Regions from separate parts of the Homo sapiens genome. Here region 1 is linked to region 2. Evidence: chromatin loops called from intact Hi-C (ENCODE). Cell type or tissue: transverse colon. All regions are shown on one strand.

Region 1 (8,000 bases), 54 kb after region 2:
GCCAGCTAAGAAACAGATGATCAATTCTATATCTTAGATGTTTTGTAATACACTACCATGCATACTGCACTTTGTCAGATACTCTGGAATACATGCAAAAGTTAAATATAGTAGAAAGAAGACCAAAAAGAAAATAGTCATACAACAACAGCAAGATGTGATTTGGGCCCTGAAATGAAGGAGAAAGACTGGCATTTATTATTTCCTATAATTTTGTTTTTTGTCTGTTTATTTTATTTTGAGACAAGGTCTCACTCTGTAACCCCGGCTGAGTGCAGTAGCATGATCACGGCTCACTGCAGCCTTGGCCCCCTCAGGCTTGAGCGATCCTCCCACGTCAGCCTCCCGAGTAGCTGGCACCACAGGTGTACACCACCACACCAGGCAGAATTTTTTTTTTTTTTTTTTTTTTTTAGTGGAGATGTGGCTTTGCTATGTTGACCAGGCTGGTCTTAAACTCTTGGGCTCAAAAGATCCTCCCACCTCGGCCTCCCAAAGTGCTGGGATTACAGGCATGTGCCACCACATCTGGCCTGGTCCCTAGAGTTTTAACATAACATGTGAGGATTCACCTGACCAGTTCTTTTTTTGTTTTGTTTTTTAGTCCCATAAAAGATACTAATGTTATTTACACAGTTCTATTAATAATAATAATAATAATAGCTAAATGCATTCAATGCTTACTGTGGGCCAGGCATTGTACTAGATGCTTTGCAAGCAGGACGTCAGTAGTGCTCCCAACAGCACTTTGAGACTAGTATCGTCATTCCCATTTTAGAGATGAGAAAATTGAGCCTTGAAGAAATGGACTCACTTAACTCTATACAGCCAGGAAGCAGGAATACTGCCTTTGGAATCCAAATCTGACTCCAACTCCTACTTTCTTTTCCCTATATCACTTCACACCAAGAGAAAGGAGATGCTTAGGATGTTGGGACTGGAAGGTACTTGCCATCTCGTCTAGCCTCCTCTCTCTAAGGTTGAGGAGGAAATACTTTTTCTAGGCTGAAACAGAAAGTGGTACCTGACTTAGTCCATGAAAGGCAATGAATGGTGGGAGATAGGTGTTCCAAGGAGGCCTGGCAATGGTGATAAAAGAAAAACTTTAGCCAAATTAAATGTAAAGGTATTTAATTGAGCAATGAACAATTCCTGAATCGGGCGGCCCCCAGAATCACAGCAGATTCACAGAGACTTCAGTGCAGCCACGTGATGGAAGAAGATTTATAGACCAAAAAAAGGGAAATTATGTACAGAAATGGGAAATGAGGTCCAGAACGACTGGGCTGGTTACAGCTCGGCATATGCCTTATTTGAACACAGTTTGAACACTCAGCGGTGTATGAATGGTTGAAGTATGGCCACTGGGATTGGCCAAGACTTAGCTATTGTTACAGGTGCATACTACTAAGTTAGGTTTTCAATTTTGTCTGCCTATTAAGCTAGGCTATAGTTTGTCCACAAGGACTCAAATATAGAAGTATGGAGTTCTTCTCAGGCCATATTTAGTTTGTTTTAACCATGGTTTTCCCCCTTTAAAATGCTGACAACTGCAGAGCAGTATTTTCAGAGTATCCGGAGTATGTCAAAGACCAGTCAATATGAATGGCCTGACAAGAGTGATATTCTATCCTACCATGAGCTTGCATTAGAGAGGCCTCAGACTTTAATCCAGGCTGTGAAAGGCCAGGATAATATGTAACTAAGTGAGGCAATGGAGTACCTTCCCCTTAACGAATGGGTTTCCTAAGAAGTCTTCGGCATGAACTTCATCCAGAAGAAATGAAGACACAAGAAGATAATGCACTAGTTGCCACCACAAGTCCCTGCAGTGTCCCCTGCCTGGGCCCTGCACTCCATCATAACAGGTGAGGGTCCTGCCTTTCTTACATTTCCCAGGTAAGATGATCAAAGTTAAAACTTTGAAACTGTCTTCCATCCCCCCGCAAAAGGAACTCAGTAGCCACAAAGGAGGCAATGTCATGTCATTTACCAGCCTCTAAAGCCTGCCCCAAACTCAGTAATTCACCAATCCTGAGATTAAGGGGAACAAAGTAGGTCTGTTCTCTTTTTCCCTTTTTTTTTTTTTTTTTTACTTCCTTGTGCACTGTGTCCCACCATGAGAAATAAGCATGTAGTTTCACTTCCAGTGTGGTCAACGGGCAGAATGCTAAGATCATGGCATTGAGAGAGACTCCAAGCCTGGGGAAAGAGCCTAGAATGCCACCCACTGTGATGAAAACAGCCAGCACTCACAATAGTGAGGGGCCATTCGATATGGGTGCACCTATCCACAGTGCCTTCAGTAGGAGGGAAACAATCTGCCTTTTATAGCCATTTAATCACTGAAGCAATGCAAAAGTCATTAGATATTTACTGAAGATTCTCACCAGTGTCAGACTTGAGATTTGAACTTGAGATACCTTTGAGAATACAAAGCTTACATTTGATCCCTGCCCTGGAATGCTTAGAATCTAATGGAGAGATAAGAAACCAAACCTGGAAGCTTAAGCAATGATGGAGAATGAATAGAGTAGCACAGATTTGCACTGCTAGAAGAGTAGAATCCCCAATATTTAGTATGGCACAATGGTAAGGAAATTGAAAACCTGGGATTTAGTCTATATTTCCTAAGTACAAAATGGAATAAGTTTGTAAAACCATGCAATGTTTCTGGTCCAGATTTTTTTTTTTTTTTTTTTTTTTGAGATGGAGTCTCACCCTGTCGCCCAGGCTAGAGTGCAATGGCACGATCTTGGCTCACTGCAACCTCTGCCTCCCGGGTTCAAGCTATTCTCCTGCCTCAGCCTCCAGAGTAGCTGGGATTACAGGTGTGCACCTCCACACCCAGCTAATTTTTGTATTTTTAGCAGAGACGGGGTTTCACCATGTTGGCTAGGCTGGTCTTGAACTCCTGACCTCGTGATTCACCCGCCTTGGCCTCCCAAAGTGCTGGGAGTACAGGCGTGAGCCACTGCGCCCAGCCCAAGATTTTTTAAAGTTATAACACAAGCAAGATATCTAAAGTCACTTAAAATAATTTTTTTTAAAAAAAACAAAAACCTTGTGAATGTGTGAGACTGAGGGGAAGAAGATAGGAAAGCCCTGGAGACCTGTGTGGCTGGTGCAGACACTTCCAGAAGGATTGTCATGGGAAACAAGGAAAGGAGAGAAGAAGGCAGGAAGAGAAGCTTCTTCAGTCAGGAGAACCCTGAATGCTGGGTGCAAATGATAGCATACATGCGGGTGGGCAGTGTTTCCTGGGCTTTCAAGCATTCCTTCCCTTTGATGACTCATCTGTTTCTGTACCTTCTATTCCTCAATCACGAATTTACATCCATTCTGTCTAATTAAAATAGCTAACATTGATGGAGCATTTTATAGTATCAGGCACTGTTCTGTGGGCTTCATATGTTGCCTTACTTAATTCTCACACCAAGAATATGGCATATGTATTACTACTCTCTCCGTTAAAGTTGAGAACACTGAAGCACAGAGATGTTAATTAACTTAGTCAAGGCCACACAGTTTGTTAATAGCCCAATCTGAATTTGAACTCACACGGTGTGATAAGGAAAGCCAACCTCTGTCTGCTAACCTGAAAGACCTTTTTGCCAAAAAAAATCTAGATTTTTGAGCATTTATCCAATGAGATATCCAAGAAGTCTCTTCAGTTTTTCACTGTATCTCACATGTGTGAACCTAGCCACAGTATGACTTATCTGCAGAAGGATAAGGGCAAGTTATCATGTCTCCTGTCAAGGTAAAAATGTTGTTTCACAATTCCCTGGCCGACCTTCCAGGCAAATTTGCTGCAAAAACAGTTTTTGTGGGGTTTGTAGCAAAATTATATGATAAGAAGGACACGAACCGAATTCCTTTTTTAAAGGACTATGCTGGTTTTTGTAGCCCCTGGCTGTGTAGTGACAACAAATGCATGCTAAGGGGCAGTCCCTGGTGAGTACTTATCTCTTTAACCTGTTTTAATCTCCAGACAAGTCAAGAGCCTACAGAGGGGTAAAGGACATGTGACATACTCAATAACATTATCTATGAAAAGATATTCCCACAATTTTTTTAAAAAAAGCTTTATTGTATTTACAGGGGCAAGCGTCCCATTCTTCTCCCTATGCCAATTTCACCGTGCAGTAGAGGTCATTAACTTGTGTAATATGGAGGAACCAAGAACGCTGCTTCCTCATTACAGCAGAAGAGACAGCAGCCCCCAGCTGTTATGAAACAGTGCTGAGCTTCACAACAGGAAGTACGATCCATGGCCAGTAAATAATGCTGCCTTCCCTTCCCTTTCAGTAAGCCTCGGAACTTCCTTATCCTTAGTTCCAAATCCTTTTACAGATGTTTACCTGGGAATTTGGATTTTTCTTCCCTTCTCTTAGCTCCTTTGAGGAGCCAGACAGTGTCATTGACCTCTCGCTTCATGTTAATAGTAAGCTAAGGGGAAAGCCACAATATGTCTGTTGTTCTCAGGAAAACCTTGAAAACACAAGGGAGAAAGCCCACTGTCTGACTATACCCATCTTTTTCTCTAAATATTTTGAGTTGGACTCTATCAACATCACTTTGCCCTTGAGTCAGAGTTTCTCTTTGAATGTACCTTGACACACCCTGTTCAAAACCAAACCAGGCAGCCTGAATCAGGCAACAGTATTTTGTATGTAAGTTTCTGCAAACATAGTCGGAGGTATAAGAAGAGCGCTGTAAATAGCTGCCTTAGTTCAGCAACTACAATCCATGCCAGATAAATGGGGGGAAAAATACTAATTCATCTGTGACTAATTCATCATGAGAAGAGGAGTAAAGGAGTTTCCAAAAAACTGTGCAGCTAATAACATATCATTCCTACATCCAAGAATGTGCCATTACTCCAGAATTTCTGTTGACAGGTGTGTCCGTTTTCTATTGCTGCTGTAACCAATGATCACAAACGAAGTGGCTTAAAACAACACACACATTTTTTAAACTTTTATTTTAGGTTCAGGGATACATGTGCAGGTTTGTCCTATAGATAAACTACATGTTGCAGGGGTTTGGTGTGCAGATTATTTTGTCACCCAGGTAATCAGCATAGTAGCCATAGGTAGTTTTTCAATCCTCACTCCCCCGCACCCTCCACTCTCGAATAGGCCCCAGTGTCTATTGTTCCCTTGTTTGTGTCCATGGCCACACGTTTCTTTTTGTTGTTTTTTTTTGAGACAGAGTTTCGCTCTTGTTGTCCAGGCTGGAGTGCAGTGGCGTGATCTCAGCTCACTGCAACCTCCAACTTCCGGGTTCAAGCAATTCTCCTGCCTCAGCCTCCCAAGTAGCTGGGACTACAGGGATGCGCCACCACGCCAGGCTAATTTTGCATTTTTAGTAGAGATGGGGTTTCACCATGTTGGTCAGGCTGGTCTTGAACTCCCGACCTCTGATGATCTGCCCACCTTGGCCTCCCACAGTGCTGAGATTACAGGCGTGAGCCACTGCGCCCAGCCCACACATGCTTTTTATCTTACAGTTTTGTAGATCGGAAGTCTGACATGAATCTTACTGGACTAAGAGCAAGGTGTCGGCGGGACTGCATTCCTGTCTGTAGGCTCTTGGTGAGAATCCATTTCCTCACCTTCTCCAGCTTCTAGAGGTTTCTACATTCCTTGGCTTAGGACTCCCTCCCTCTATCTTCAAAGCCAGCAGTGCCCGGCCAAGTCCTTCTCAGGCTGCCATCCCGCTGGTCCTCCCTTGCATAGTCCCATCTTCCTTTTTTGCTTTTAAGGACTCTTGTGATTACATTAAGTCCATCCCAAAACTTCAGGATAGTCACCCTATTTTAAAGTCATCTGCTTAGCAACCTTAATTCCATCTGCCACCTAAATTCCCCTTTCCCATGTGACGTACAGGACGTGGACCCTGTCCTGAATTGGAGAGTGATAATTCTCTCCACCACAATAGGCAAATAGCCACATATTTTTTCTAGTAGCATAAAGTTTGTTCTCTTCTTTACTGCAGGGAGACTCTCATATTTACTAGGAATTCAATTATAAGAAATAACTTTTTTATTATACATGAAGTAATATGAACAATAGCTGCCCTTTATTGAGTATTATTATACCAGGCAATGTATTCTGCATTCATTTGTTTTTCGAATTCTTACTGGAACCTTGCAAGATAGGCAGGGCAGGTGATAAGATTCTCATCTACAGATGGAAAATCTGAGGCTCAGAAAGATGAAGGCTCACTCAAGTTGTTATTATTATTATTATCATTATTTTTTGTAAAGACGAAGTCTCACTACATTACCCAGGCTGGTTTTGAACTCCTGGGCTCAAATGATCCTCTTGCCTCGGCCTCCCAAAGGGTTGGGGTTACAGGCACGAGCCACCGCGCCCGGCCTCAATTCAGCTATTGAAGTCACACTGGATTCCCGTCAGCCATGAAACTGACACTTTCTCCTGCCTTCTCAACCGCCAGCCCTCACCTGTGGGGAGCTACCCCCACGACTCTTGTCCTCTTCTTTTGCCTTTAAGTGAAACCCACCTGCCTTGTGAGCCCTTGAGCTAAACAGCTGGAATATGGACTCATAAGTCTGGGATTGCTGGGGAGTGTGGGCCCATTGAGAATTTTGTAGAAGACCACATTAGAAGAGCATGGATCCTACATCTTGGCCTTCTTTGCGTCGAGAAAGCAAATCTTTGTGGGGGAACTGAAGTTAAGCTTTGAGTATGGAAGATGGACCCTGAGGGTACATTTTTGGAACCTTACCTAGAAGCCTATAGGTCAACATTGTCATTTCTTCAGACATCAAGGGACACCCTGCTTTTAGAGAGCACTGCTTTGAGCTTTGTTTTCAGTCTTTATCCCCAGGTCACATCATGATCTTCTCCTAGGACAGAGCTGCGGCTGGTGTCAAACTGCTCCATTCCCCTGCACCTGTTTGGCTTGGGTGGGGGAAATGAGTCCTCGCTCTACAAGTCGAGCCTCTCCTAAGATGAGGGTCAGCACCCCTAGGGTGAGGGAAGAGCATAGATGATCGCCACCAACAAAATTAACAACTGGCAAATGATATGAATGATTTTCTACCTGGATGCTGGTATGATTCAAGTTTTTGGTATTTTCTTGTGCTTTCAACCTGGGAACAAAGGCCCTCTTTTTGTGAGTTCTTTGCTGTAAAATCAAATAGTTCAACTAGCTGCCACATAATGAAAGAAAGATCGCTGGGGTTTCTTCCTAATGAGCCCCAGTTGAAAAGCCCCCCCAACTAACATGCTCACACATTTTTCCCAGTATTAGAGTACTTCTCTTCATTGTTTTTAGAAACCAGGACATTTCCTAGTTCTAAGCGTCCACATCTTAAATAGTCAGCTCAGTACCCTGCAGTACTTTCCCTTTCCTATCAAAGTCAAATTGGGTGGAACTCTGTATCACCTTCCCAGATTTCCCTCTCCAGCTCACTTCCCTATCTAGGAACGCCCTTCTGATTCTCCTGGACTCATAGCAAATGTGGCCCCAGTGAGGCCCCAGGTGGAGAGAACTATGCCTGTCCTCCACAATCTTGGGGCACTGTTTGCAAACCACTCTGATTACATGCATCTTACAGTGTTATTTATGCATCAGCCTCTCCAAGTAGACAGCGAACTATGTCAGGACTTATTTATCCCTCCCACTTGGCTTAGCCAGGGCCCTGTACAGAACAGGTGCTCAGTTAGGTTGGTTAAAAGATCAGCTAGATTAGCTCAAGCAGAGATTTGTTAGAAAAGAGCATGTTACTCAATGCAATATGGTCCCCTGGATTGTCTCTTGGAATAGAAAAAGCACATTAAATAGCAAACTGGCAAAACTGAAATTAAGTCTGGAGTTTAGGTAATAGTATTGCACCTGTGTCAGTTTCTTAGTTTTGACAAATGTACGGTAGAAATGTAAGACGTTACCATTGGCAGAAGCTGGGTATATGGCAATTCTTTGTACTATCTTTGCAACTTTTCTGCAAATTTAAAATTATCCCAAAG
Region 2 (8,000 bases):
TACTAAAAATACAAAAAATTAGCCAGGCGTGGTGGCGGGCGCCTGTAGTCCCAGCTATTCGGGAGGCGGAGGCAGGAGAATGGCATGAACCCGGGAGGCGGAGCTTGCAGTGAGCAGAGATCGCGACACTGCACTCCAGCCTGGGCAACAGAGTGAGACTCCGTCTCAAAAAAAAAAAAAAAAAGTTAGTTACTTCAAAGGAGAGAGAGTCATGAATAATGGAAGACAGCTAGAAACATCTCAGCCGATAGTTTTACAACAGAAGCGATTTGGTCGATAATGGCACCTTCTAAATTATAGACTTTTAATTAGGGAAAAGGATATGAGGACAGGGGCAGAAGGGGCTTCTATGGAAGCTGGTAGAGATTATTTTAGGGAAAATTAACGTGAGATCACATCGTTTTGATTGTATGACCCATAACTATGCCTTTAGCAGGGAAAAGGTTAGTATATTTACAGAATAGGTATGTGCTAACAATGTTTGGTTTAAACACATTACCCCAAAATACTGCCCTCTCAACTGCTGGAAATGCATCTTTCTACTGGAACACTTGGCCAGAAGTTGTCCCATTGGAGAGCCTTTCAACCTTACCTTTAACAGGCTAATACAAAGGCTTATCTTACATACTCTTGTGAGAAATTTTTTAAAGCCCATATTTCATATAACAGCTATGTGAGATTCCTACACTGAGGGGTTGTTAGTTTTGGGGGAGGTGAAAAAGAAAAAGAATACAATACTCTGGAGCTCAGGGAGATGTTTCAGGAAGTGCATGTTGGGTAGGTTTTCTTGGCGGGCCACTTAGGTAGCACTAGGTGGTAGAGAGGACACAAAGAGTCAAGAAGGAGACCAAAAAAAAAAAAAAATGGAAGCATCCAGGGCAGACACATCCTGATTCTTCTATCTGCTTTCCCTGGTTTTTGGGAATCCTGAGAAGAAATAAGCTAGCACTTTAAGGCTACTCGTCCCTATTGGTTGGGGGCCCAGAGAGACTCACAAAAGGTTGAATTCAGCTCCGTAGAGTAGCACTGTCAATTGGAAACATAATGCAAGCCACAAGAGTGAGCCATATATGTAATTTTAAAAATTTCAGTAACCACATTTTTTAAAGTATAAAGAAATGGGTGAAATTAATATCTTTAATTTAACCCAGTACATCCAAAATACTATTATTTCAACATGTAGTCAATGTAGAAATTATTAGATATTTTCTTTTCTTTTTTTTTTTTGGTACTAAGTCATCAAAATTAAGTGTGTATTTTACACTTACAGAACACTTGAATTTGGATTTAATCCACTAACGGTTGCTCAGTAGCCACATGTGGCTAGTGGCTCCTGTATGGAAAAGGGCAGCTATAGAGAATGGTAATCCAACAGATCCTTAGCCATGTGCAGAACGTTCAAGGCCACATATTGGCAAGGTTGCTGTACATTCAAAACACTGGAGAGCAAATCTGGAAATCTGGAATTTTCCTCATGATGGTTCATGAAAAAATACAACCATCAAGTAATTTATTCAAGAAGAAAATTGCCTACATGGAAATGAAATATTATCAAACTGTAAAGGTACATTTGTGTATACTTATATACAATAGTTTCTGGGCTCTTAGCCCAGAAATACAGCATTAATTATACTGTATATACACACACAATATTCAGATGTCCTTAATTTCAAAAGCTGTGATTAAATTTGAAAAACTGAAGAAATAATTTTCATCATAGACTCAGTGGAATGAGGCGGCAATTATTAATGTCCCATTTTGCAAGTGGAGAATTTGGCACTGTTCTCTCAGGAGCACACACGGTTTTTGCCCTCCATTCCTTTTTGAATCAGAATTCAGCTTCCAAAGTGGACTATAATGGTGGGAAGCTATAGAAAAAATGCACATCTATCACTAGAATTACTTGGCACAAACAGCCTGTTAACTGCTCATTTTCAAGTTGTAGAGCTGAGTCACCATCAGGAAACTGAAGTCCACAGAGGCAACTTCATGCTGCAAAAAAGAAGGTTTTCCTGCCTCTCCAACATGACGTTCCTTCCTGCTCTTCTTTTGAAACCATTGGCCTTATTCAAGTGGTTGCAGGGAACAAAAGTCTCTCAAAGTGGTTTGAAAGCAAATGAAGAATTTATTGGAAAAAAATATTCAAGTATTTCATGGAATACAGGAGGCCTTATCTAGTGGCCTCACCACATCACAGCTTGGGCTTCCTCACAGCATGGTGTCTCTGCATAGTCAGACTTCTTACATCTCAGTTATCACTTCTTACATGGCAGCTGGGAAAAAGGCTATTCAAGTATTTCATACAACACAAGGGCTAGAACTAGAAAATCAGTAGACCTCAAGGACACACTATGGGCCGTATTATCTCTATTTTTCATTTTCTCTCTTCTTTCTAAGCCTAGTTCTTTTTCTTTTCTTTTTTTATTTTATATTTTTTGAGACAGGGTCCTACTCAGTCACCCAGGCTGGACTACAGTGGCACAATCTTGGCTGACTGCAACCTCCGCCTCTTGGGTTCCAGCAATCCTCCCACCTCAGCCTCCTCAGTAGCTGGGATTACAGGTGCACACCACCATGCCAGGCTATTTTTTTTTATTTTTTGTAGAGATGGGGTTTTGCCATGTTGCCCAGGCTGGTCTTGAACTCCTGAGCTCAAGTGATCCGCCCACCTTGGCCTTCCAAAGTGGTAGGATTACAGGCGTGAGCCACCACGCCCAACCTCTATGCCCACTTCTTTCTTCTTTCTGTCTGTGACTGATTTTCTAGTTCTGCTTGCACAATATCCAAATGTGGCCACCTCAACCACAAAGGTTGATCAGAATCACTTTGTCCCATTTCTACCTTCCCAGCAGACAGAATTTGATTGGCCCAGATGATAATACATCCCTACAATTGAACAGTGTGTGGTCACTAAAAATATTCCTTCCACTTTTGATAAAATGAGAAGAGACATGTCCTGAAATGTATTGTGAAAAGTGCTAAAAACCAATTATATTTATTGTATAAGTGTGACTGCTAAAAATGCTGTGAAAAAAGATACTAAGAAAATATTCTAAAATAGAACAAGGCATCTCAGTTATTACTTGCTGCTGAATAACAGACTTGGCAAAACTTGGTGTCATCAGTCAATAACTATCATTTCTCATGATTCTTTGGGTAGACTAGTCTGAGCTGGGTGGTTTTCTGTTCCAGGTGGCATTGGCTGAGGTCACTAATTCTACTGCACTGAACTGGGGGCTGGGCTAGGCTGGAAGGACTGAGAAGGCTTTCTTCACATGTCAGACACTTAGTTCTCTTCTGGTGGCCTCTCCACATCACAGCTTGGGCTTCCTCACAGCATGGTGTCTCTGCATAGTCAGACTTCTTATGTGGCAGTAGGTTTTCAGAGGGAATGTGAAAGTTGCCAGACGTCTTAAAGTCCAGGCCTAGAATTGGCACAGCATCATTTATACAGACTTCTAGTAGTGGCCAACCCAATTCAAGATGTCAGGCCACATTCCAGGGGAGGTAGAATGGTTTCTTGCTGGGTCGAACAGCATGTGCATACGAAGGAAAAAAAATTGATGGCAGCCATCTGGGGAGACTACCACACGGGGATGGGAATCTTAGTGTTTGGAATTAGAAGAGAGGGGAGATTTTTCCTGCTAGTTTTTGTTGTTGTTGTTGTTTGTTTGTTTGTTTGTTTTTTGAGACAGGGTCTTCCTCTGTCACCCAGGCTGGAATGCAGTGGTGCAATCTCAGTTCACTGCAGCCTCCGCCTCCCAAGCTCAAGTAATCCTCCCACCTCAGGCTCTCAAGTAGCTAGGACCACAGGCACGCACCACCACACCCAGCTAATTTTTGTATTTTTTGTAGAGACGAGGTTTCACCATGTTGGCCGGGCTGGTCTCAAACTCCTGAGCTCAAGCAATCTGCCTGCCTCCGCCTCTCAAAGTGCTGGGATTACAGGTGTGAGCCACCATGCCTGGCCTGCTACTTTTTGTTTGTTTTTCTGTACTTTCAGATTCTTCAATGAGTACCATTTTAATAATCATACTTTTTAAGTGGTGTTGTTTGTAATCATAATTTATTAAATGCTGCCAAGTTGAATGTCTGGAATAAATTAATTAAGGGGAAGATGTCAGTATGCATTCTAAAATGCGACATTTGCTGGGAAATAATGTCTACAAGAAATTCTTGGCTTTGCCTCTCTTGAGAGTAATAAAAACTAGCCAGAATGGTAGCTGAAGAATAAGAGGAAAACATATATTTCTTGCTGTCAACTAAAAACAAATCTCTGCCTCCTTAAGTACTCTACTTCCTAGTCATGTAGCTTGGTGTGTGATTGCTTTCTGTCATATTTGTATGAGGGCTAGAGCCTTCATCCTTGAGAATAAACAGACTTACTAGCCCAGTGGCTGTGAGCATTTTTCTGCTTAAGACCTTGCTCCTGGCCAGGCGTGGTGGCTCACAACGGTAATCTCAGCACTTTGGGAGGCCGAGGCAGGAGGATCACTTGAGGTCAGGGAGTTCGTGACCAGCCTGGCCAACATGGTGAAACCTCATCTTTACTAAAAATACAAAAATTAGCCAGGTGTGGTGGTGAGCACCTGTAATCTCAGCTACTCAGGAGGCTGAGGCAGGAGAAGTGCTTGAACCTGGGAGGCAGAGGTTACAGTGAGCTGAGATTGCACCACTGCGCTCCAGCCTTGGCGACAGAGCAAGAATCTGTCTCAAAAAAAAAAAAAAAAAAAAAAAGACCTTGCTCGTACAGAATTCAATCCAGCTAACAGTCATTCTGGGACCAGGGGTCTCCTAAAATGTGAGGTCTGTTGACTGCTGCTCAGGAAAAGCACTTCCATCTCAGCTGAAAGGGCCTGAATATTCATTTCCTGCACTGAGCCAGGCATCAACTCACCTACAGTCCAATTGCTCTGAAACTCACACAGATTGAGATCAGAAGAGCTCCTTTCATCCAAGTGACTTCTGTATGCAGTGACTTTGTGTCCTCTCTGATCTTCCCAGCTTTGTCTCCCACTGGCCTCTCTGCCTTGGACCCTCCAACCACTTCTGCCAACTCTGTCTTCCCCCGGGAGATGCCCCTGCCCCAGGGTCAAACAGTTCCAACTGACAGGATTGCCCTTACCTTCCCTCTGCCACCAGACCAGGCCCAATCCCCTTCCTCCAGGAAGTTTCCCTCGATCTACAGGTCAAATTTGTCTCCTCCACCCCCATGTTCCCCAGCACTTTGCTCTGTCATTCTGCCTTCAACACTGGAAATACAAAGAGGGCTAAATCCTAAAGCCCTGCCCTCAGGGAGCACTCAGCCTGGGGTAGAGAGACTCATGTAATGTGGTGATGGCTGCCATGGGGGTCTATTTGGGGTACTATGAGAGCCTAGAGGAGGGGGATATTCAGTACAGCCTTGGTCTCCAGGAAACCACCTGAAGGAGGACAGCATGCCAGACAGAGGGTTCAGGAAGAGCAGAGGCACAGAGGCAGGAAACCACATGGAATTTGAGGGCATAGGACACACATTGGTTTCATAAGTCCACAGCCCCATCACAGGGCGCCCTAGGTTAGAGCAGGCTGCATCACTCACCTCTGCAGCATTAATGTCTCGTGGAAGGCCAAGTCTCTTGCTTTGTGATCCCATTCCACTCTGGGGAGCACGCAGAGAGGGAGTTATATATTGTCCAAGCTATACCCTGGGGGCACCCGTGGGGAGTGCCAAAACCCAAGATGTTATTTGCCCTTTTCTCTCTCTCACACAAGTGTACAGTGGAGTTTCTAGAGGCTACAGGACATATGTCAAGAGGCTGAATACACAGCAGATAAGCAAATCCAGTTGTCTTCTATTAAGTCAGACATTAAAGAAATATGCAACAATGTAAAACATTGCCACTCAGGCCTGAGGCAGTGGCTCACACTTGTAATCCCAGCACTTTGGGAGGCTGAGGCAGGAGAATTGCTTGAGCCCAGAAGTTCGAGACCGGCCCAGGCAACATAGCAAGACCCTGTCTCTACAAAAAATTTTAAAATTAGCAGGGCATGGTAATACACACCTGTGGTCCCAGCTACTTGAGAGGCTAAGGCAGGAGGAACACTTGAGCCCAAGAGGTGGAGGCTGCAGTGAGTCATGATCATGCCACTGCACTCCAGCCTGGGCAACAGGGTGAAACCGTCTCAAAACAAAACAAAATGACAACAACAAAAAACATTGCCACTCTTTTCACTACATTTTTAAAGAAAAGTATAGTTTTTAAAAATAAAACTATGTCACATTAACATTCAATTGGACTTATTATTGTTATATTTAAATTAATTCATCAACAAACATTTGTAAATTTCCTCAGTTTAATTTTTACTATCATAAGTTTTGAGAGATTTAGCTCCTTGAGGTGCTAAATAAAGACAGGGTCTTTGAGGCACTCAGTTAATTTTAAGAGTGCAAAGGGGGGCCAAGAACAAAGTGTTGGGAATCACTGGTATGGTCGACTCTGAAGCCAAATTCCCTCGGTTCAAATCCCAGCTCCTCTAATTACTAGCTGTGTGGTTTTCTATTCAGTTCCAAGCTTCTCTGTGCCTGTCTCCTCTTCCATAAAACTGGAATAATGATAAGAATGTAAGGGGGCCCGGCGTGGTGGCTCACGCTTGTAATCCCAACACTTTGGGAGGCCGAGGCGGGCGGATCACTTGAGGTCAGGAGTTCAAGACCAGCCTGCCCAACACGGTGAAACTCTGTCTCTACTAAAAATACAAAAAATCAGTCGGACGTGCTGGCTCATGCCTGTAGTCCCAGCTACTCAGGAGGGTGAGGAATGAGAATTGCTTCAACCTGGGAGGCAGAGGTTGCAGTGAGCCAAGATTGTGCCACTGCACTCCAGCCTGGGTGACAGAGTAAGACTCTGTCTCAAATAAATAAATAAATAAATAAATGTTTTTAAAAATAATGATGAGAATGCTGTCGTGAGGATCAAAGGAGTTCCTTGGGTACAGTGCTCTGAAAAGGTGGCTGGCACAGGGGTTAGCATTCAACAAGTGTTAATTAACATTAATTTGTTCAACAAACACTCATAGAACCATGATCGTGCACCAGGCACTGTGCTTGTCTCCAGTGATGTAAAGATGACTAATTCACTTTCACAATCCTCAAGGGACCCACAGCAGGGAGAAAGAGACCCAGATAAATAGACCACGTCTGTGCAGACTTGGCCAAGACCTGTGGGACCACACAACCAGGACCCTTGGCAAAGGAATTGAAACATCTCCAGTGAGATGCTGCTGAGAAAAATCCCTCAGTGAGTCCAGAATGTTCTGAACTAACATATTTGTCAAGAATGTTTACAGAGCTGAGACTTAATGAAAAGAGGGCTGGCTAGGAGTCCAGTTACCAGAGAGACTCCTTTTCTGACTGCCTTTAGCAACTTATTTAACAAATAGCAAACATCTGCTGTGTTCCTGGCACTCTGCTAGGATTGAGTGACATCAAGATGATTAAGATATGCCTCCTTGAAGGAGCTCCCAGAGCTGAGGAGACACACTGTGGTTGTGTACCACAAAAATGCATAAAAAGAGATGCTGAAGCCACTCAACCTCTCTGACTCCATTCTGTCCCCTACCAGATGAGTATAATGCCATATAACTAGACAAATTTCTCCCAGATCTAACATCCTAGTACTCCATTCAAATATTAGAGGTCCTCTCAGAAATCCTGTTTGGAATTTGAGTGTCATTGTGGTCACCATTAACCTTGGGGTAGTTGTGCCATGGTGAGCAATAATGTTCCCACTTCATAAATGGAGAAACTAAGACCCAAGAAGGTTAGTGATTTGCCCCTGGCTCAAGAAATAGAAGAATTCAAGAGCAGAGAGGGCTTCAGGCCTCTTCAGAGTTCATAAGAAAGATGTTTTTCAACATGAGATGAATGTTGCAAATTCCCATTTGGGATTTAAAATTTAAGCTTGGGGCCAAGCACAGTGGCTCACACCTGTAATCCCAGAACTTTGGGAGGCCTAGGC

What was found. A loop is a pair of places that touch in the nucleus more often than their neighbours do. Peaks named below come from ENCODE experiments on the same cell type or tissue, not always from the same donor. Only the 100,000 strongest peaks of a DNase experiment are listed, where the experiment ranks them.
Region 1: it touches region 2 in a loop (15-fold over the local background); 11 of 110 quality-filtered maps call a loop at or near these places.

The regions. Positions count from the first base shown.
Region 1 is chrX:13,010,168-13,018,167 of GRCh38, reverse strand. No RefSeq gene overlaps it. Among named protein-coding and RNA genes, the nearest start is that of FAM9C, 30 kb to the left of the region's middle. RefSeq lists enhancers at 4,358-4,527, 4,638-4,717. In transverse colon, no CTCF peak of the experiment used is centred here; a DNase peak (open chromatin) is centred at 4,237; H3K27ac peaks cover 1,613 bases.
Region 2 is chrX:13,064,172-13,072,171 of GRCh38, reverse strand. All of the region lies in intron 2 of LOC105373133 (a long non-coding RNA gene), which reads right to left. Among named protein-coding and RNA genes, the nearest start is that of FAM9C, 24 kb to the right of the region's middle. In transverse colon, no CTCF peak of the experiment used is centred here; no DNase peak of the experiment used is centred here.